Regions from separate parts of the Homo sapiens genome. Here region 2 is linked to region 1. A link is a loop called in an ENCODE intact Hi-C map of the cell type or tissue named here. Cell type or tissue: heart right ventricle. All regions are shown on one strand. Links, peaks and the distances in the headings refer to the core of each region. The heading gives the core; the rest is flanking DNA.

Region 1 (11,827 bases), core at 4,304-6,803:
CCTGTAATGACTTTTTAATAATATCCAGCTTTTACAGCATGTTACTCATTATTTTTAAACCATTCACAGTCATGCACAGCACAACGACATTTGAGCTCGACAGCAGACTGCATTATATAAAGGTGGTCCCATGAGATTATAATGGAGCTGAAAAATTCCTATCACCCAGTGAACACATAACACAACACAACACATAACACAACACATAATTCACATGTTTGTGGTTTGTTGTGTAAACAAATTTCCTGTACTACCAGTCATGAAAAAGCATAGCACATACAATTATATACAGTACATAGTACTTGATAATGATAACAAATGACTATGTTGCTGGTTTAAATATTTACTACACTATACTTTTTATCATTATTTTAAAGTAGACTTCTTCTACTTATACATTATAAAGTTAACTGTAAAATGGCCTCAGGCAGGTCCTCCAGGGGTATTCCCGAATAAGGCATTGCTATTACAAGAGATGACAGCTCCATGTGTGTTATTGCCCCTTAAGACCTTCCAGTGGAATAAGATATGGAGATGGAAGTGATATTGATAATCCTGACCCTGTGGAGGCCTAGGCTAGTGTGTGTGTGTGTGTGTGTGTGTGTGTGTGTCTTAGTTTTTAATACAAGAAGTTTAAAAAGTAAAATGAATAAATAAAAATAGAAAAAAGTCTATCCTTGAGTAAGGGTATAAAGAAAATATTTTTTATAGCTGGACAATGTGTTTGTGTTTTAAGTTTTTATTACAAACAAGTCAAAATTTAAAAAGAATAAAAAGTTCATAAAGTAAAATTTATAGTAAGCTAAAATAGTATATATTGAAAAAGGAAATGTTTAAAATAAATTTAGTGTAGTCTAAGTGTAGAGTTTTTATAATATCTACAGTGGCTGGGTGCAGAGACTCACGTCTGTAATCCCAGCACTTTGGGAGGCCTAGGCAGGTGGATCACGAGGTCAGGAGTTTGAGACAAGCTTGACCAGCATGGTGAAATCCTGTGTCTACTAAAAATACAAAAATTAGCCGAGCATAGTGGCACATGCCTGTAATCCCAATTACTCAGGAGGCTGAGGCAGGAGAATTGCTTGAACCGAGAGGCAGAGGTTCCAGTGAGCCGAGATCGCGCCACTGCACACCAGCCTAGGCAACAGAGCAAGACTCCATCTCAAAAAAAAAAAAAAAAAAAAAAAATTTACAGTACTGCCATGTCCTAGGACTTCACATTCAATCACCACTCATTCACTTAAAGATCCAGGGCAACTTCTAGTCCTACAAGCTCCATTCATAGTAAGTTCCCTATTTACATGTATACCATTTTTTATCTTGTATACTCTATTTTTACTGTATCTTTACTATGTTTAGATATGTTTAGATATACAAATATCATTGCATTACAACTGTGTACACAATTCAGGACAGTAACATGCTGTACAGGTTTGTAGCTTAGATAGACTAGGCTACACCATATTGCCTGGGTGTGTCGTAGGCTATACCATTTGGTTTGTGTAAGTACACTGTATGATGTTTGCGCAAAGACAAAATTGCCTAACAACACATTTCTTAGAACATGTCATCAAGCAATCCATGACTGTAGTAAAAATTAAATGACAGTAGAAACAAAAATGCTGCAGCAATTTTAATCTGTCAAAATCAGTAGCCTCATTTATAGTATATAAATATTTACTAGAAAACTAAAAATATAAAAGTGCTAATCTTTAATATTTTGGTAAAATTTTACATTTGCACATATGTAAAATGAAAGAACAGATCAATTATCTGTCCTACAAAATATAAAAAATATTTTTTACTACCTAAGTCAAAGACCTCAATTCTTAGAGGCTGATGTAATGACCAAGAAAGGTAAGTAATTATAATTAGCTGTCCTATGAGAATGAATACCTCTTCCACTTAAAAATACACAATAATCTTAGACTCTAGAGGTAAACATGCTAAAATATCAAATATATAGAAAACATGTGAATTGCCAATGCATATTTATGGTTTCTTTTGGTTTCATCAAAAGGAGACAAATGAAGATAAAATTTAAGAAAATAAAGACTCAAATAAAGAAATGTTTAATTGTTCTGTTGCCAACATACTGTAAAGTAAAACTCATTATTGTAAGGCCATTACAGAGATATTATGCCAAATTTATACTCATGCCTAAGCTTCTGGAGAATATAAATCTAAATCCAAATAATTCCTTTGTATTGTTGAAAGATGTGATGCAATGAATCTCTGTCCTAAAATTCAAATGTGATGTCCTATTTTTTCATGTAATTCTGGAATGAATAATCGTAAGATAAAAGATACTTTAAAAAGCAAAGAATGTATGTGTTTCAATATATGAATCCAATTCAGGATGAAACAGATTTTTAGAAAATAATTTATTTATTGAACATTGAATAAGACTAGAAATTGTAAAGTTCCTCCTCGGAAATAACTGACAATCAGACTCATTCCATCTTAGTGACACTATTGATGGATTAGACAAGTTCTTACCAGAGACCAAGTTCATACAAAGTTCACAACCACTAAAATTAACTCAGATAGCCCTAAGAAGTGCTACTATAGATGTTTTTTTCATTGTTGTTATTTTTTATTTCATTGAATATTATGAGCTTCAGGCTAAAAATAGTTGACATATCTGCTTATCTTATCTACATTGCTTATCCTTCTAGGTTATTATTGTGGCACCCTGCAAAGGAAGTAGACTTTAGACCTGGTTTTAAATTACATTCTATTCCCTGCAAAATGCGTGAAAAAAAAAAAATCATTGGGCCAGGTTACTGGGCCTCAGTTTTATCACTGGTTCAAAACCTACAATACTGTGTTCCTGTAAGGTCAAAAGCAGAATAGATCGGGATGGAACAGCTGTAGTCTGGAAGAACCAATATAGAACCAGCCTCCCTCCCTCCTTTCCTCCCTATCTCCCTTCCTTTCTTCCTTCCTTATTTTCTTTTCTTTCCATGAACCATACATGAGACCTAATGGAGTCTTACTTTCTACTTAACCTTTCCAAAAGGTAAAATATTTGTTACATTTGGTTTGGTGTGAAGTGAAACACAATGATTTTCTATGATCACTCACTTTTACTTTCTATTTTTAATTTATATAATACTCTCGTATGCCTCTAAATTTCCTCTAAGAAAATAAAATCTGTCCTTCAGTTCTGCTTTTGAAGGACTTTCATATAATCTTCACAGACAAGGTGGAGAAAAATTGTCATAAGAGTGATAAAAATGACTGTTAAAAGGGTCATCCAACTTCCTACACTGTTCAATATTTTCAACAATAACTAAAATGTATGAAATAGTTATAAAATTTGTATATAGCTAGAAAAAGAATTATGGTTGAAATAGAGTAGCAAGAGCTGATAGATCTTGAACAATAAAGTTTTCAGAAGATGTCCATTCAACAGATGGCAGTTTGGATTAGATCAGTTTTAAGGATCTTTCTAACTTTGGGGCTCTGTAGCTAATTAAAAATTAACATATTATTTTTTGAACTCTTAAACATGGTTTCTAGAAAGAAAATGGTAGAATTCTATTGAGAATTGAGAAAACAATTCACAAAAGGACAGCAATGCTAATTTTCCTACTGGTTAGAAAAGGAAGTGTAAGGTTCTGGAATCAGATGATTTAGTCAACATGAAAGCAATGATAAGGGACAAACTTTGTGGATGGCAGATACCTCGCAAGAATCTTTATCCCAGAAGTATTATAGAGCAAAATGAATCAGAGATGTACCAATGAGTTCATAGGGAGATGTTTTTCACGGTGCTGATGAATATGCTCATATGAAAATCAGTTTTTGAGCACAGCAACAGTAAATTAATTTCCTTGTGTGCATCACACTGTGTTCATAAGCTAGAAAAAACAAATCTACCTCCAGCAGCAGCTGTTTTCATGAATTATTCATGAACATAGCTTAAAGAATACTATGTACAGCATTTGTTAATTGGGTACAGTTGGCAAAATTCATATATATCAACTTTGTTTCTAACTCCCCTCGCACTCTGTTGTGAAATAACACTTGACCTTTTTTAAAAATGTAAACTATAGTCTGCAAATTCAGCAACTAACACAACACTCATTGGTTTCCCATCCAGCTTCGTATTACTTATATTTACTCTGTGTAGCTTTTGAAACTTTAAAATCTTGAACACAGATCTACCCTTTCATTGTAGGATGGCCATGGAAGTGAACAAAGGTTAAAAATGGTGATCTGGAGTAGGATTGTGGAAGGATGTGTGAAGATGTCACACATCTTTCTCTCCTGAATGAGTACACTGTAATCACTTTACTTCGGCCCAACTTATTCAAACCTAAATTATACTCCTGTAAAAGATCAATGCACTAAAATCTCCAAAGTACAATTAAACTTTTTTTTCAGGCAGTAACTGATATTATCTTGATTTACTTTTTGACTTTACTTCACCTTCTAAACGTGAGCATCTGACTCCTCCAGAATATTATAGGCTTACCCTCCAAATAGGCCTTGTTTTTGCAATCTTTCATTCTTATTTTAGAGAAAATAGAGAAATACATGCAGGCTATATAATTTCCATTTCAACATTAATAGAAAATAACCAAAGGAAAACAGTATCTGTATGAGATTTACTTCAATAATATGAGATTGGTTCTTATCAATACTGAGAATTTTGTTTTTCAGGGCATGTATTTATTCTTTTAAAGTGGTGAAAAAGTTTATTAAATTTTTTCTCCACCACTTTCCAAAGGTGAGTCTGAATGACTGGTATTTATATCACTATAAGTTTGGTTCTTTAATTTGGCAACCATATTTTATAAAGTTTTCTGGATTGCTGCTAAAAAAGAAAAAAAAAAGAGAAAAACAGGTAAAACAATAGACTCTGGTGAGTCATAGTGAGAAGTGCCAGTGTTCAAATTACATCACTGGCCAACAGCAGTTTATTGGCATCCTATAATAGCTTTCAACTTCCTACACTAATGCTGTCAAGGTAGGAAAAAAGGTAAAATTCTGTCCTCAAATCACAAGCATTCTACTTTGATGCCTTTAATGGCAGTTACAGTATACCTTTTGCTAAGAGCCGAAATAGGTTTATCATTAGTAAATTGCTTACCTATACTCAGAGATGATTGTAATGATTTGTTACTAAAGCCCATCCTTACCTTGCTTCGCATATTTCTTACTTCACAAGGTTTCATGTTTGCAGAAAGGTGAATATGTGGAGGGTGTTTGTGAAATTCTTGTAAGGTTCATTTCTCTACACGTGACTAAATTTGGTATTGGTGACCCGAAGATAATCTTTTTAGAACCAATCTGGCTAATGATTCCAGGTAAGCTGATAGTAACTGAAACCAATATGTCTAATTAAGCAATGCTAATTAACTATCACAGGATAGTTCTGTGTATGGTAAATTAGAGTAGACAATGCTTATCTAGAAATCTTGATAGAAAAGAAGGTTTGTAGATGGAATGTAGACCATAAGTTGCTATAATAATTAAACCAAATAAAATTAATTTTTAGTTTTTTCTTATATTTAGTGTCAAAAGTATGGAGAGTAGGGGATACAGACTGCTGGATGAATATGAGAGGAAGAGAATATTTTTGCATAGGATTTTGTCCTTAATGCCTGACCGGGTGTGGTAACTCACACCTGCAATCCTAGCACTTTTGGAGGCTTAGGTGGGAGGATCACTTGAGCCTAGGAGTTAGAGACCAGCCTGGGCAACAGAGTGAGACCCTGTCTCTACAAAACAAACAAACAAACAAACAAACAAACAAAATTAGCTGGGCATGACAGCACATGCCTGCAGTCCTAGCTATTTGGAAGGCTGAGGTGGGAGGATCACTTGAACCCAGGAGGTAGAGGCTGCAGTGAGCCTAGATCATACCACTGCACTCCAGTCTGGGCAACAGAGCAAGCTCCTGTTTCAAACAGAAAAAACAAATATTGAATCCCTATGCTATATTCCAAAAGACTGGAAGCCACTCTAATACAAGTACCTTTGCTTTTCTTTCTTTTTTGATTCATCTGTAGAACCTAGTAAGGTAAAGGTTGTAATGTTTACCATATTCAGCTTCCTGGTATTTTACCATACAAATCTTCAAATTATTTGCCACTCTTTCATAGATACCAAGATGGGCTTCAATAGATCAGTTAAATTCTACTGGTTGAGCACAGATTTCTGTGTATTGTTATCATGTGCTTTTTCCTGGGTGGACTGTAGAGACGAAAATAGGTAAAGAAAAGAAAAATGGAAAGGTGGTTGTAGAAAAGATTCTATTTCCAGGATCATGAGGCTTTTAAAGAAGAACTTTAATTATCTTAATATATCCAAGAAGGGAAGTCAAGGGAAGCCCTCAGGAAGCCCAAGGAAAGGGGACCACGTGGGAGAAACAAGTATTAACTGTGACTTAACTAAACATATTGGCTAACTAGAGTTCTCATTTCCCTAAAGGCACAAATAACATCATTTATATGTGTAAGATCTGTAGTGATATTCTGTAAGTATCAGCAAACTACTGATACTATAAAAAGCACCCAGTATGGAACAAGAAAAATTGTGGAATTGTTTCCAAGTACTAAAAGATAATTTTTATAAGAAGATGACGCTTTCAAATACCAAGCTTTGTAATGCTTCAAAAGAAAGATCTGAATGTCATGCTTTGTAAAAGAGATTTTGTGAGCAAGTTTGTACTCTGTAGAACAGCCGCTCATCTTGAGACCATTTGCTTCGAATGGTTTTAAATGTGATGGTGTCACGGTATGTGAGTACCATCATGCCCCTGGAAACATGTAGCACAATCCCCAAGACTAGGAGAAGAATGTTCAACGTACATCTATTAGGAAGTGCTCCCGCTCTTGACCATCGGAAACTCTACAGATGACTTACTGTTGGTTTCAAGACTCTCACAGAGTTCACTTTTCACCTCGCCATTTGGTCTGTCATTTCCTTTTTGGATCAGTTTGCTTTGCATGGTGGCAGCTGTCACCACAGCCTTGAAGCTCCTCTTGCGTTTTTGAACATTCTGTTCTGGATGAAAAATTATAATATAAACCTTGGGCATATAGAGCATGCCCAGAGATACTGAAGCACTTAAACTCATGGAGACAGTAAGTGTTGTTGTCTGGATGTACATCTGAGGGAAGAAAAAAAAAAGAATCACTGTTGGTAAGCCTAACAGTAGGAGATAAAGCAAATAACATACTATTTTCTAAAATTGTTCCAGCTTCTCTGCTAAAGGCACATTAAAAGGCACTTATTGAAATTGTCCTTAATTATAGTCAACCATTCCTGTGTCCTAACCTGCAAATGTAAATGAGTAAGGTTATTTTTTTATTGAACCCAATTTATTAAAATAAAAATACAAACAACCAAGCTGGTGGAGTTTATTTTCCTTTTTAGATTATAAATAAACATACATAAGGAAGGGGACCAAACCAGTCTGGCAAAACACTAACACTTAATGCCACACAGAACTTCTTTAGAAGGTACTAGTGGGCCAAGTGTTATTGTAGCAATAAGTTTAACCCAGAAGGTAAGTATACATAGTGAAAATAGAGTGGGAGTGCAACATTCCAGAACATCACTATTACACACCTGTGCTTGAATAATGCTAGTGGTTGCATCTTCACATCATTACATAATTCCAACTACCAAAAATCACAAGCATGTCATAAGGGCTTGATTTTTTTTAACAGTCCCTCTAAAGAACACTTCCAGAAGGTTCTCAGTGATAGCATCATATCGAAATAAGTCAGGTGCTTTTATAAAATATGTAAGATCTCCTCCCTCCAAGATATATGCACTGGGATATGGTCCCGGTCACTGCATTCTGAAATTCTCCCCCTGTGCTCATTGCTTGCCCTTATCCCACTGAAATCGACTGCTCTGATACTTACAGAGAGAGCTCTTTCTGGAAGGTTTTTCTTTCTACAAGCTAGAGGTTAAGAATCTGAAAAAAAAACCAAAGCTAAAATCACTGCTTTGGCTTTTTCTTTTTTGGTTATGGTATAGAAACAGAAACAGCAGTATTTCATTCTTTAAAAACAGAAACAAAAACCTTTGATCTGGTTCCACTTTTCATGTCCTGAGCTCAAAATAGAATTTTCCCCAAATAACTTGGGATACTGAGGCCACGGAGAAACCACATCTTAAGACTGTAAAGAGATTCTCCCTTTGTCATATCTACGACCCTCATTAATAGATCTGTTCACTCTATTTACATCTCTGAATATGATCCTGATTAGTTGGATTTTTTAAATATGTTTTAATCTGTTAGTCTTGCTAACATCTATCATACTAGTTAGATCTCATCTGGCAATCCTCAAGACCAAACTAATTGTGTCCTTTTAAATAAAGAATCAAAAACAAAACAAAACAAAACAAAACAAAAAAAACCATTCGCCCTCAAGGGTAAATAACTGAATCAGCATTAGTGTTGCCTTTTCCTAGAGGAGAAGGTTTCTCTTAACAGATGGCAAAACCTTGCGGTAAAGAACTGTCCAAACCATGAGCAGGATGTGAGGCACAAGTTAAGAAACTGTCTTTGGATATAAAATCATACCATGCACACTGCTGAATTTACTGCCCAGTTCATCTGCCACTAAGGCTGTCCTTGCATCCTTGCATAAGAGCTCATTGTTTAAGTGTGGAAAATGCTTTAACGAGATTTACTACAAAGTTTACAAGATTTACTACAATTAAGACCATCCCAATGAAATAGGGATGTGTACGTTTACGGCTTATAAATCTCCTAAGTTTTGCCATCTACTTTTAAGCAACCTATTATTTTAAACATTCCTAAGCTTCCTAAGTATTGGTTAATCTTTTTTGAATTCCTGCTTATTTTCAAGCTAGCATTGCTGCAAAAACCTACATAGAAAATTGACTGCAGAGAGAGGACATAAAGGTAAGAAAAGAATGTGGCAAAGTACAAACCACACCCATACATGTTCCAATGCCAGTCAAATAGAAAACCACCAGTCAGACTCTTTCAAGTCAATTTAGCCTAAAAACAAACAAACAAATCCAACGACGAAACAGCCATAAAATGATGGGAACATCTATACTGATTAGTTGGATTTTTTAAATGTGCCTTAATCTGTTAGTCTTGCTAACATGTATAGTACTAGTCCAAATAGTATAAAAATATTTTTGTAATAAACATCCTATACATTTTCTCTGTTACCAAAAATATAAATAATAGTCTTCTCTTATTTGGAATAATTTCTGCGATATATAGTAAATTTAATCCTGCCAAATATTAGACATGAAGAGGACTTTGGAATGCTAGCTTCCTCGTTAAATAAATTACCGCAGTCTATCCTTTTGGCAAGCCAACTCAATGAAAGATGTAATAAACACAGATATTAGAATTAAATAGTACCATGGTTAGTGTAGCAAGCTCTTCATTGGACGCTATACTTTCAAATTATACCAAAATGCTGATCTTAATTATGTACTTTCTTAAGACAGCTTCTGAAAAATTTTAATGTGAGTTTAATACAGGAAAGGCATCTAACAAAATCCTTAGCAAACTAACAGAAGAATAGAAAACCAAATACTGCTTGTTCTCACTTATAAGTGGGAGCTAAATGATAAGAACACATGGAGACATAGAGGGGAACAACACACACTGGGGCCTTTTGGAGGGTGGAGGGTGGGAGGAAGGAGAGGATCAGGAAAAATAATAACAGGTACTAGGCTTAATACATGGGTGATAAAAATAATCTGTACAACAAACCCCCATGGCACAAGTTTACCTATATAACAAACCTGCACTTGTATCCCTGAACTTAAAATAAAAGTTAAAGAAATCCACAAAATCATACCCTAAGTCCACAACCTTACAGTGGCCTAGCATTTGTTACAGGGCCATGGAAGGAATATGTTCCAGTAGACCTGGGTATGAATTCTGAACCACCACTTAAATACATTTTTTTAAAAGATAAAGTTTACAGAGAAACTCTAGAGTTATTTTCTGGGTGATTAAAGTCCCCAAACCAACCTCCCAGGCTACAATCTAAACCAATCAATCTTCCCTGGTTATTGGACAAATATGGTATCTTATTTTCTTCTCTGAACAGTAAGTTCTTATCTATGTCACAGGGTGGGGTTGGGGGTAATACTTTTCTCATAGAGGAGTTACAGGGTAGCATGATATATTTATAAAATCTCTTACAGATACAAGATAGCTCAAGAAACATTCTTTACCCTACAACTTTGCATCTAAAAATATGCTAACAAAGTATCCTCCCAGGAGTATAGGACAAAAGAAGGACCTATTACACACTTATTCAAACCAGTTTTGTTTAGAGAAGAGCTGATAGCCAGGCTCTGACTATACGATGTTGAGGAAAAGGCCTTTGTAATCTCACTTCAATGTAGACAGAATAAAATTTTGTCCAAATGTGAACTCAAGACCATATTTACTGCCTGGGCCACATGCTTAGAATAATATAACAGCTCTTTATCTCAAAGTTACAGCTCATCAGAATGCAGGAGGGGACTGTATTAACTCCCACTAACCCACAAAAATTCAAGAGATGCTAGCAATGATATTGGATATGTCAATAATAATCTTCTCTTTCCCAGCCTTCTCTTACGTGCTCCCTCCTGGCCCTGTCACTCCAAAATACTAACACCCAGAGGATGGGGACTATCTTTTCTATCACACGCACTGATGGCTTGTTACTTACTCTGCCTCCATGCCCCATGGACATTTTGAACCTGAAGCAGTCAGATGCCCTGAAGCAGATTTAAGCAATCTCTAGATAAGCCAGGGGTGAGCTGTGACAATGGAGCATACTAATATGAAATCTTTTCTGGGACCTATTACAGTTCCCTCTTCAAACTCTGGATAGGTCATTTGTACATATCAAGGTCTACTCAACGTAGGCCATGATGTGGTATCATTAAAGACTCCAGGAAGAGTGAGGAGGGAGGAGATTTTATTTTTCCAGGATAAAGGTCAGTCTTTTGCTTTCAACCAGCTGCCAGTGCACAGACCACCACAGACTCTGACATCCAACCTGGTATTTTTGCAACCCCTTAGTAACTAAGGTAAACTATTATGAAACCTAACACTCAAAGCAACTTTATGCCACGTGATAAGAAACAGACTCAGTATTTATTCCTGACTATTTCTGTTTTGCCCTCGATGGTTTAATCTTACCACTTTGTTTTAGTCACCAGGTTCTGTTTGGCTGCTTTGCATACCGTTTGACCAGCTAGAAAGCTACACTAACACTGACAGCCTGTATTTCTCTGCTTCTGTTTCTACTTCCTCATCTGCGTGTCTGCCAAAGTGAAACTTGCATCAAAAAATGGGTTTTCTTTTGCTTTTTAGCAGCCAATGGACTTCAAAATACCATTTACTACTAGAAGTGATTTTTTTTTTTTAAAGATGAAGAAGTTTATAGAGAAACTGGAGTTGTCCTGTGGGTGGTAACACCCCAAATCAATCTATCATGCAAAAGTCCAAACTCATAAAATTCCCCTAGCAATTGAAAATTGCAAAAACCAGAGGCAACCATTCAGCTTTGCTGGCTGAGCCTGAAACCACTACCAAGCTCATATCAAACGTTTTTATTTTGTTCCTGTCTTGTTTACATTAAATATCTTCCTAGTTTCATTGCTTAGTCTTTTTCTCTCTGTCTCTTACTCGCTTGCTGATCATATTAGAATTACACCCTTAAACCAAGACAAGCTTCATGGGTGTGCACTTGTACACAAGACCCTGTAATAGAAGGGCCCCATGCTTGGTTTAATGCTCTGCCACGAATGTTTTGAAGTCTGTAATAATTGTTAAAGAAAGACTCCTGCATTTTCATTTCTT
Region 2 (11,827 bases), core at 5,304-7,803, 50 kb after region 1:
TTCTTCCCAATATTTACAATATATAAATCATTCAATCTTCCAGGAGCCAGTCCAATTCATCGCCATTCCAGATCTCTGAACTATTTTCTATACTATTGGATATGTACTCACTTATATACTATTTATGATTTTTCTTTGGGAATTAGAATTATCTTCCAAACTAGATTGTCAGACTTCCAGAGGTGAAGATTTTTAGTTCTTCTGACTTTGCTATAGTATTCTGCACAGTTATGCATATGATAATGATGATAATATCTTGAATTTTATAAATCTTAATTTTTTAGTGTAGGTCACAAATACACATGTGCCCCTATTGTATTTGTAGGGAAAACATTTAATATTATAAATTATGTTATCATGTCTTCTACTTTGGGTAACTAATATATATCAAATATATACTTAATATATTATAGAATATCAATTTATAAAGCAGTGTATAATTTCAAGCATACAAATATGACAATGCAGCCATATATAGTGGAAAAAACCTAGGCTAGGAAATAGAAGATCTAAATTTAACTGTCCACATAGTATAGACTTAAAGAAGCACATGGATTTAGAGAAGCCACAAAACATATTTGAGTCCCAATGTCTGCAACAGTGAAATGCTTATCCCCGTTCTGATATTTAAATGACGTATTTTATGAGAAAGTTTTTTTTTGAAACAATGTAGTAATCAAATGCAATCTTTTGGCATAGCTATTACCCTGAGTCCTGCACATTAACTGCAAATCAATATCAGCTATTAACATAACTACATGCACAGCATGACAATTAAAAGAACTAAAGACACACAATGGAGACATCTTTGAGAATTAAATCCAAGTACCTTGAGGTATGCAGTACTTGTCATAGAGGATGATTTGAATATTGGCAAAGTACTATGTGTGCACAGATTTCATATATAATCCACATAAAGCAAAGACGCCTTATTACCCGGTATTAGTAGTCTAAATCTGAAAGGTGTAAAGAAAAACAAGACTTTGAAGACGTATTACAGATTTATACAGGATACCACAAAGAAAGATCTTGTAAAAAATCTTTAGACTTTTCTTTTTCCCTTTAAGGTTTTACCCTCATCCACAGCAACCTTAATTTCTCTGAAAGTTATGTGTCATAATTACTTTTATGTGTTAACTTAACTAGACTTAAGGGATGCCCAGATAGCTGGTAAAACATTATTTCTTGGTGTGTGAGTGAGTGTGTTTCCTGAAGAGATGAGCATGCAAAGCAGTAGACAGAATAAAGAAGATCTGTCTTCACCAACTTAGGTGGACAGCATCCAATCCAGTGAGGGCCCAAATAGAACCAAGACGCAAAGGAAGAACAAATTCCTCCCCCTCCCCCACCAGAGCCAAGACATCAGAGTTTCTGGTTCTTGGGCCTTTGAACTCTGAGACCAGTTACTCCCAACCCCCCTGTAGTTTTCAGGCCTTCAGCCTCCAACTGGGAGTGACACCATTGCCCACTGGCTTTCCTGGTTCTCAAGCTTGCAGAGAGCAGATGGTGAGACTTCTCAGTTTCCATAACTGCATATGCAAATTCCCATACTAAATCTCCTCTTACATATCTATATCTGCGGCCTACTGGTTCTGTTTCTGTGGAGAATTCTGGCTAATACATTACCCTTACCAACATTTGGGTCTTGTTTATTTCATCTTTCTCCTCTTATCCAAGTTCTCTAATATGACCACCTCTTCATTTCAGACAAGCCCTTGGTAAGGGCACATTCCCTGCATGCTGACAACTGCTGTTCTCTTAAAAATGGTAGCATATTCTGCTGAATAAAGCCTTCCATCTTGTTTATAAAATCTTGAAGCCTTAACAGTGGAAAGACTAGCCTTAGAGAGCTTTGGCAATCAATAATCACAGCATCTTGACAAAAAAGGGTATTAATAAGCATGTGTCATTTCTTTTAAAATTAGGTTAGAAGAAATAGATCCTTAGAGAACAAGAACTATGCCAATGGACAAACGTTCTAGCCTCCTATTATTCAGATGGATATATAGAGGAGGTGGTCTCCATGTTTCAGAGGTCTTAGGAGAGTGGAGGCCCCATGGACTCTAGACACACCCTTACACACCTCTGCTGCCTCCCCTGTTTCAGTCACAATGTTTCCTCACAGATTCTTCCTCCCAAATAAACTGCCTGCATGCATGTCTATGTCTCAGACTTCTGCTTTCAGGAAAACTCAGACAATCACCGTCTTTTATGCAGCTTACACTACATTGTAGACTTTTCATATAGGTGATCTCTAATTCTAGAATAATCCTAGTAGCCTCCCATTTTAAAAATTGGAAAAGGTAATTTAAAGAGGTTAAGTAATATGTCCAAGGCATAGTAAATTCTTTACAGAATCCTGAATGTGAGTATTATTTTCGAACCATTCAACTCCAAACTTATACTCTTTCTCCTTTTATGGTAATTTTGTCAATAATAGCCAAAATGAATTGAAAACCTTCTATATGATGTACCATTGGAAAGAATGTTTCAAGTGATCAGTGAAGTTTGTTGAATCTATAATTACCCTATCCACCATGATGTCTGAGGTTGAATGTTTCCAACCAAACTGGCTTATCTTGAAATTTCAAAAATAAGCACTGTTCTACAACCGTTACTAGCATCTTATGGCTTTCATGAAGTTATATACTATTTCACAGAAACATGATTTTCCTCTCCATAGACCCTAGACAATTTTCTCAATGTAGCCCATCTTCTTTTATTTTAATGAAACTTAATCCAGGACTATTACAAATGTTCAAAAACAAAAGCGTTTTAAAATAGTGTGTCTATTATCTTCATTTTACAGGGAACTACAATGAAATGGATATTGTTTTTGTCATTTACATTTTCATAAAAACTTTATGTGCTTTTTCAAAGAACTTCAGTTTAAGAAAAAGATTATTCACAAATTTACAGTGCTTGCATTTTATAAGTATGCAAATGTAAATGTACAGAACTTAACAAATTTTACAAATTTTCATACCGTTAGAAGTAATGGGGCCTCATACAAACAACAATGAATGGGAAACAAAGACCATGTGAATTCTCCTGATTCTTTTCTTATAGCTTCTGTGAACCTTTAGCCAATTTATTTTATCTTTCTTAGCCACAGGTGTCATGTTTGTAAAACCATGTTAACAATAGGAAAGGCTGTTGAAAGAATAAATGAGATAATATTTGGAAATAACTTTAGCAATATAAGAAAATAATGAATCTGTGGATGTGGAAAGGATCTCACTGTTTCCTGTCTAGCCTTCAATAAATTTCAGAATATTTTAATCATTCATACAGATCATATATATTTCCACAAGACCTGTTTCCTCATTTATTTGTTTGAATCAGTATCTAAATAGGAAAGTGGACTTCAGAGAAGAATAATAAAAAAGCCATCCCTTCTTTCATTGCATAGTATCAATTATGCTCAATTCCCACAAGCCTTAAAAATTCAATGATTACATAATTAACATTTCTGAATAACTTTTATTTTTCTTTGAGGCAGGGTCTCAGTCTGTCACCTAGGCTGGAGTACGGTGGTGCGATCTCAGCTTACTGCAACCTCCTGGGCTCAAATGATCCTCCTGCTTTAGCCTCCCAAGTAGCTGGGACTATAGGCATGCACCACCATGCCTGGATAATTTTTGTATCTTTTTTAGAGACGGGGTTTCGCCACGTTGCCCAGGCTGGTCTCAAACTCCTGGACTCAAGTGATTCACCTGCCTCAGCCTCACAAATTGCTGGGATTACAGGTGTGAGCCACTGCACCTGGCCTATAAGGAACTGTTTATGTGCTAGGAACTGTACTAAGATTTTTACATTATCTTAATTTAATCCCAACACAATCAATGAGTACAGTGTTATTATTCACACTATATACATGAAGAACTTTAAGATAGAAAGGAAATTACTGACTTACACAAGGGCATGGTCACAGGGTGATTGTTAAAGCTGGCCTCCATCTCAGGTTTTCTGTCTCTGAAACTTTGTTCCTACTAATTCACCTCAAGCCAGTTCTTTATTAATATAGTTGGGTCACAGTAACTATCTGGTAACATTTAACTAAATAGAATTGTTTTCATAAGAATTAAGATTCAACCCATATTTTGAACTTAGGTATTTTTATTATTTTGGAATCACTGAGTTAACAGATAAAGATGTAAATAGCTTTATAGATAGGTATTCCTTATATATAGATTTCAAAATTAAGTAATTCTGTCAGATGGACCTCTTTTCCTTGGCAGAGGTGATAGACAATCAAAATGGTAACATAAGCAGAAATCACAAGTCGACACATGATATATGCATTTGAATATTGCCTGGAAAGCCTCTCCAAGTCCATTAAATTATTTTTCCTAGGGTGAATGTAAAACATATCAGTATGGGCACCAGCACATGTGCGAAGGGAAGAAAGCATTGGGAAAGTTTGTTTGTGTATTGATTTTGTTGGATAAAGTTGAGAATTTTTGTTTGTTGAGCTTTGTTTTGTTGAGCTTTGTTTGTTTTTATTAGAGAACAGAGTGGATAAAACATTTTCATCTAGTAAAACTGCTCCACTATGGAATCCCCTTTCCCTTTTTATGGTTAATAATCTTAATTGATCTTAATCTATTCAAAGTGGAAAATAGAGGGTAGAAAGCATCCAGCTTTAAGAAAGCAGGGCTATGTTACAAAATGCAACAGCAGGACTAACAGCAGGAGAGACTGGGGTCACTGTCCAGATACAGAGCACAGAGTATCTCACATGTGGTGAGAGAGGGCAGAGTTAGAGCGAAGAAGCAGAGCAGAGGACAGTGACCATGAGGCTTAGGCGGTTCTGGCTCGAAGAAATTGAGTGAAGTTTCTCTCAGACAGAGAAGAGAGTAGCATGTACCAAAAGATTAATAGGGATGTGCTAATGGAGCAATGATCATCTTTCCCGGAAGAACAGATTTTAACACAAGATGGGACTGAGCTGTTGAAAATTCTATGGCAACCACTATGTGAGAAGAAAATGAGTAGCTGTATGCAATAGCACAGGTCTACAGCTGCGCTACCTTTGACTAACGCAGCCTCCCTAAGTAGAACATGTGAAGCTTTGCTCCATCAGTGACTAGCTCTGTGACCTTGACAGAGTCCCTGACCTCTATCAGGGTGCTTTTTCATTTTCTAAGTTGGAATAATAATGGCTACCCTAGAGTTTTCAACTACCAACTCTATATGCAGTTCTCCCTAATCTGTCTTTTACCCAGACATCTATATGGTTCCCTCTGGAAGGGGGAGTAATTTATCTGATCAGTAAGATTAGACAAAGGCACTAGGAATGCGTAACTCAGCCCTGCCAAGTTTATGTTTTTGGGATCAGCTGGCTGTAGAAGGCTGTCATGAGGAGCAGCTTCCCTGGCATGACTGGCAGGGGAAGTCACAGCTCTGCGGAGCTGCTTCCTCTCTCTGATAATGAGTCTCAAGAATCACACTCATGGCCACTGGGGAAGCATGGGGTATTAGGAAGCCAGAGTTCAGCTCTCTAATCCAAGCTCTACTTTCCATCACATATTTACCAGTAATGAAGATGACCATTTTCTCATTCATTTATACCTCCATATTAATTGTGCAATTGGTTTAGAGTCTGTAGGGAGACAGCAGCATGACTGTAATTCTCACACACTAACAACTCTTCTGATGCAAGTAGTGTAAATTGTCACCATTTTTTAAAGTTGCAATATCACCATTAGCTCAAATAGATGCACACACTACTTACTATTATGTAAACAAAACATCATTTCAAACAATCTTAGAGAATGTCTGCAAACCACACGCAGGTTGTCAGTCATACACTTAATTCTAATGATTTTCAGGTAGCTTTAGGAGCCCTATCATCTATGACATGATAAAGACATCCAAAAATTCAAGTCTTGATGTTAATCATTTATATTTTTATCTCTTTAAATAAACAAAAACAGTAAAATATGAGCCCAGAGAAGAAGCATAGTAACTGATTGCAAGCACTTAGAAAATGCTTGAGGAAGACAGGTAAATCTTTGACACTCTACTTATTTTCTTTTTATTTCAAAGAGCTCCTAGTACATTTCTGCATACATTACACACACACACAAAGACAGAAAGTAACAAAACACTTCAAGTCTTCAAAAATAGAATTGTACATTTGAATGCCATAGCCACTGCCACTGTTAAAAATGCAGAATTTCAAATTGCACTTTTCTTGAAAATACATTGATACTCTGCTGGCTTAGTTTACTAAAATCACAAAATACAACGCCTAAGAGTGTACAAAATACATTCCCTTTGAAGAAAACTGAACATTGGAAAATACTATATACTTGGTTAAAATAGATGACTGCTCGTGAATATGTTCAATTAAGTTCAAAGCAAAATAATTTCCTAAGATCTCTTATTAATGGACTTTATAATACCAAAAACATTAAATTAAAAATCAATTAAACAAATAAAATGCAACCCTTACATATTAAATAACTGTTTAATCTTTCAAGTGGATATGACCTATTAATAATAGAAGCATTTGCAAACTGTGCAACAGTTCTGGTACAGAGCCAGGTCCAAGGCTAAGAGGTCAGGAAAAAAATAAGAATATGACAGTCCCATGGCATGAAGTTAGGCATCTGAAAACGTGTGTGCTCCAAAACAGAGGTCAGTTAATGGAAAATTTTAGAAGAGAAAGTTGGGTTAGAGCCAGCACAGCAAGCTGAAATCTGCTCTTACCTAACTGGCAAAGTCAGACCAGAAATACAAGCAAGAATAAGAAAGACACAAATATTTTAGAACTAAATGAGGTAAGTAGACTAAAATCCATTAATTGGGGGATGCTACTGAGAAGACTGCAATGATGACAGTACAGCAATCAGAAAAGATGTGACACATCCAGAAGGATCTCAAGGCCTTTTATCATTTTTATTCTAATTTTGATATTGAGCTGAACTTGGAGTAGAAACCAACTACCCAGGAACTTAAATGTAGAATTCTAATTGGGATTTCCAGTTTGGGTAAGGGAGTATATGAATACACAGTGCCTGCTGAGTAACAAGTTTTAAATTATTATTTTTCATCTGGTCCTCATCATTAGGGGTATCAAAAGTTTTGTTTGTAAAGACAGCAACTATCTGGTTAAATTCTTATACTGAGAACGAATGTGTAAAGATCAGCTCAGCCTACTCATGTGACAATTGTTAATGAATCCATTAACTCATATCTTTCTGCTTCTTAAGCACATATTTAAATATGCATAAATGTGTGTGTGTTTGGGTAATGAGAAAAATTTGTTGGCAAGGTGGCTAACGAAAATATCCAATCTCACTAGGCATACGTGCATGCTGATAAAATTGTTTGCACAGTAACTGTTGGTAGATTCAAACAACTACTTCAGAGTAGAAGCTCAAAGCCAAATACTTCAAAACTGAAGGGACTGAATTCAGTGGTCTTCTAACTGGATTCCACAGGGCTCCAGAGTCCTGAGCTACTTGATGAATGTTAGGGTGGGGGTAGTAAATAGGACTCTGACTCTCTGAGCTCTGTTTCTTCTATTTTACACTTAGAGTTTCAGAGAGATTTTATTTTGGAAATAATTTTTGCTACTAAAAACAAAAGGAATGCAGAAAGGAAAGGACAGAGAGAAAGGGAGGAAGGAAGGAAGAAAGGGAGACAGTGTGGAAGGAAGGATGGATATACGGAAGAAAGGAAGGAGGTAGGAGGGAAGGAAAGAAGGAAAGGGAAGAAACGAAAGAGAATCTGCAGATTTTATAGATTAGATAAATGAGGTCTACATACCTTAAGTGACATTTCACACATTCCTGACACAGGTAGAACTAAAACTCAGTCTTCCTTATTCTTCTATGACAAGAAGTATTGATGGCTCCATTTGTGCTTTTAGAAGAGAAGTTCTCAGATTTTTTTGAGCCAAAGGTTTCAATAGTTCCACTACTGTGAAACCAAGACACATCTGTCACTTGCACTTAGATGCTAACAGACTTTTCTGAACGAGGAAATGTTCACTGGAACCATGTTTTTTGCCATCGTTTTTTACTAGAATATCTAATTTGTCAACCTCTCCCTTTGAAGGTAAAATCATCCAGAGGTCAGTTGCACTTAAACTATGATTATCACTCAATAACTCGGTGGCTTTGGACAAGTTCTTCCCTGTCTAATCAGTTGCAGAACTAGTAGGATGGTTGTAGGAGAAATTGGGGTGATGTAGTTAAATCACTTGAGTGTTTCTCAATTGATTTCTCACATTGTTCCTCACAAAAAAGCCTTTTTAGACATTATTTTCCTAATCTCCCCCCCACAGGTGAAATTTAAACAGCATACATGCACTGTATACCTCTTTATGTACTGAATGCATATCTGTGCTTTATTCATAATAAGAGAATGAGTTTTGGATTTTTTTTTTTTTTTTGCTGCTGCTGTGCAAATAACCAATTTTAATCCCTTTGGGGGCAATAATGTTATCATTGAGAAGGTATGAAATAGGCTAATATTTAATACCATACACAAATAGCAAGGGTTGGGCATAGTGATTATGAGCCAATTTCAGCGTGTGGATAGAATGCAGAGTACCAGAGAGCCAACATCCCTCCAAAATAAAAGATGCAGCAGATTACAGAAAGATGATGGGGGCACACATGAGAAATACTACTAATTATTACAGTAATGTGTACTGTACTATGCTTTCAACTTTACATTTGCCAATTCATTAATTTTCTTAAAAGCCTTAAAAACTATTTAAATATGAGGAAACTTGGGAGCAACAACAGTGGATGGAGGGCCATCCTTCAAACCTGGGTATGTCTGTCTCCAAAATTCAGGGTATTTTCATTAGCACTCTGACATCTAACTTGGCATTTTAAGCTGCAACTGCCTGAAGTTACTAATTTCTAAAGAGGGATTCACTGGCTATTCTTGTCAAATGACTGGCTGTGTATGTAGATATATTCGAAATAATATTAGATGGTCCCAGTTGGAACTGCCCTGCCTGGACATTCTCCTTGGCCTGTTGATGTCCTTGCCCCATTTCTGTCATTATAACAACCCAATAATTGGTTTAACCTCTTAAAATTATTCTAGATGGAATGGTTTTTATCCCCTATGAATACATTACAATCTTTCTGTAAATGGTAAATGTAAAACTTAAGGGCTGCATTGCAACGTTGGGTTAAACCCGTATGTACTGATGTATAAATGTGAGTCTTAAATGATAGGCAGTAGTAACCTATGATGCTGAGAGTGCCCTATTATAAAACGGAGGGAGAAATGGGCATCAGTAGATCAGCCATGAAAGACAAGCATTAAAGGGCATTTGTCAGTAGAGTGTAGGTGGGGACCTCTTGCTTCTTGAATGGAACATAAAGTGCAAGGGAATAATTGGAGTGCAACAGAAATACATTTTTAGATGAGGGCTAGAAAATCAAGCCTAAGACAAAGAAATCCCTTGACCCTGAAATATCTCCTAGAGAAGAAAAGGATGGATTCTGGAAACTTAAGGAACTCAGACACAAGTCTCCAAGGGTTAGATAATTTCATGATGAGAGGTGGGGTCTGAAGCCATAAAAATTCTTGGAAATTACCAAAAGACATAGGAGAGCTGTGTATACGGAGGGACAGCTTTGCATATTGAAGCTGCAAGTACTTTAAGAAACTCAATTGTTCTGATGTATATTTGTACCTAGAAAACTGTTTCTTATAAAGAAAGGAAAAAAGAAACATCTTGACTGCTCATGCATGATAAACTGTGTGGGATCAAGTAAAGGAAGATAGTATTAAGGGCCAAAGAGAGGCATAAGCTCTTTCTCAGGACCATAAAAGCAAGGGTATTAGCCTTTGACCCATGACCATTAGTGGGGGCCTCAGAAGATTCTGCTTTCTGCAAGAGTACCTGGTTTCCAGGGTACCATTTTAATAGACCATAGCATGGGAAGCCCCTTGCTGGCATACCATCATAGACAACTGAAAACGGCTCTACAGAAAACACTCACTCACACAGGAGGCAGTAAGTCTCCAGAAAAGTGGGGGGACATGTACTGTTGGCTGTCTCTATTGCTTTTGTCTGATTAATGAGCTGGCAGTTGATGGTAAATATTTTATAGCATAATTTACTTCTTCACTTTTTCCACCTTACTTCTGCCCTGTGCTTTACCAATATATTCAAGCTTCATTGGCAGTACCTGTAAAAGACAAGCTCTAATGGACATAATGTAGCTAATGTGTCAAATTAGGACTTTCATTATGTGAAATTTGATTATGGGTCATAAATTACGTATTTATCTTGCATTAACTGATGAAGGTAACTTGTTAATTAGATGAAATCAAAGTTATTGACCTATAGTGAATCTCTTCTACATTTATTGTTGGCATAAAATAAAATATCATGACAAGAATACAAATGCATATTTATTTTGTTACTAGATATGTAACATTTTTTAAAAATTCCTGGGAGAACAGATGTGAAATTTGGGAGAATCTATGAGAGATTTACTCAGAATTCATATTTATTATCTTTTCCGTTTATGAAGTTGTTGTCTCTCAACAAACCTCTCCAAATTTGAATCTCTCCAAATCCACTCTTCTATATACTCTGTTTGTGGTGCTGGGGGAAGAGTGTCTGCAAACTACATTTTTTTTTTTATTTTCTTAAGGTTCTATTTTATTTTTAATTAACAAACCACAATGAGATGTCACCTTCTACCTGTTAGATTAGCTATTATCAAAAGATGAAAGAGCTTAAATGTTGGCAAGGATGTGTAGAAAAGGAAACCCTTCTATACTCACTGTTGGTGATATTGTAAATTAGTAAAACCATTTTGGAAAATAGTATAGAGGTTCCTCCAAAAAAAAAAAAACTAGAATTATCGTATGATCCAACAATCTTACTACTAGGTATAGACCCAAAGAAAATGACATCGGTATGATGAAGGGATGTCTGCACTCCCGTGTTCATTAAAGCATTATTCACAATAGTCAACCTAAGTGTTGTTTCCATTTGAGTATTTCTACACAGTGAAATACTATTCGGCCTTTAAAAAAAAGGGAATGTCTGTTATTTGTGACAACATGGATGAGCTGGGAGATATGTTAAGTTAAATGAGCCAGGCACAGAGAGAAAAATATCATCTGATCTCACTTATGCGTGGAATTTAAAAACGTCATAGAAGACAATCTAAAGAACTCATAGAAGTAGAGAGTAGAATGGTGGTTACCAGAGGCTGGGGGGAGGTGGGTGGATGGGGAAAAAGGAAATGTTGGTCAATTAGATTGGAGACATAAGTTCTAGTGATTTACTGCACAGCAAGGTAATTATAGTTAATAACACTGTATTCTATATATACAATTACTTTGTTAATTAAAAATAAAACTAAAAACAACAATTGTATATATTTATGGGGCGTGATGTTTTGATATGTGCGTATATACATATATACGTAGAAAGATCAAATCAGGCTAATTAACATATTTATCACCTCAAGTACTTATGATTTCTTTATGATGAAGACATTTAAAGTCCACTCTTTCAGCCATTTTGAAATGTACAATACATTCTTATTAACTATAGTCACCTTGCTGTACAATAGAACACCAGAACCTAGTCCTCCTGTCTTACTGAAATTTTGTGCCCTTTCATCAACATTTCCCCTTTTCCTGTCCTCTCTCCCCTGCCCCCTCAACCTCTGGTAACCACCATTCTACTCTCTATATAAATTCCACTTTTGTAAGTTCCATCTGCAGGTTTCTTCTTGTTAGTTGGATTTCTGCTTTGTTCTTCGAATAGAAGGTGCTAGAGGGAGATGGAAGACAGGAGGAGAGAAGGGATTTTTCCCTTCCA

The links. A loop is a pair of places that touch in the nucleus more often than their neighbours do. Peaks named below come from ENCODE experiments on the same cell type or tissue, not always from the same donor. Only the 100,000 strongest peaks of a DNase experiment are listed, where the experiment ranks them.
Region 2: it touches region 1 in a loop (2.1-fold over the local background); 2 of 110 quality-filtered maps call a loop at or near these places.

The regions. Positions count from the first base shown.
Region 1 is chr7:126,439,247-126,451,073 of GRCh38, forward strand. It overlaps GRM8 (glutamate metabotropic receptor 8), which reads right to left. Exons shown (of 11, transcript NM_000845.3): 10 at 6,880-7,126. Among named protein-coding and RNA genes, the nearest start is that of MIR592, 610 kb to the right of the region's middle. In heart right ventricle, for the core only: no CTCF peak of the experiment used is centred there; no DNase peak of the experiment used is centred there.
Region 2 is chr7:126,488,580-126,500,406 of GRCh38, forward strand. All of the region lies in intron 9 of GRM8 (glutamate metabotropic receptor 8), which reads right to left. LOC101928357 (a long non-coding RNA gene) reads left to right here and starts at 6,733. Exons shown (of 4, transcript XR_927937.3): 1 at 6,733-6,788. In heart right ventricle, for the core only: no CTCF peak of the experiment used is centred there; no DNase peak of the experiment used is centred there; H3K4me3 peaks cover 1,112 bases; H3K27ac peaks cover 2,402 bases.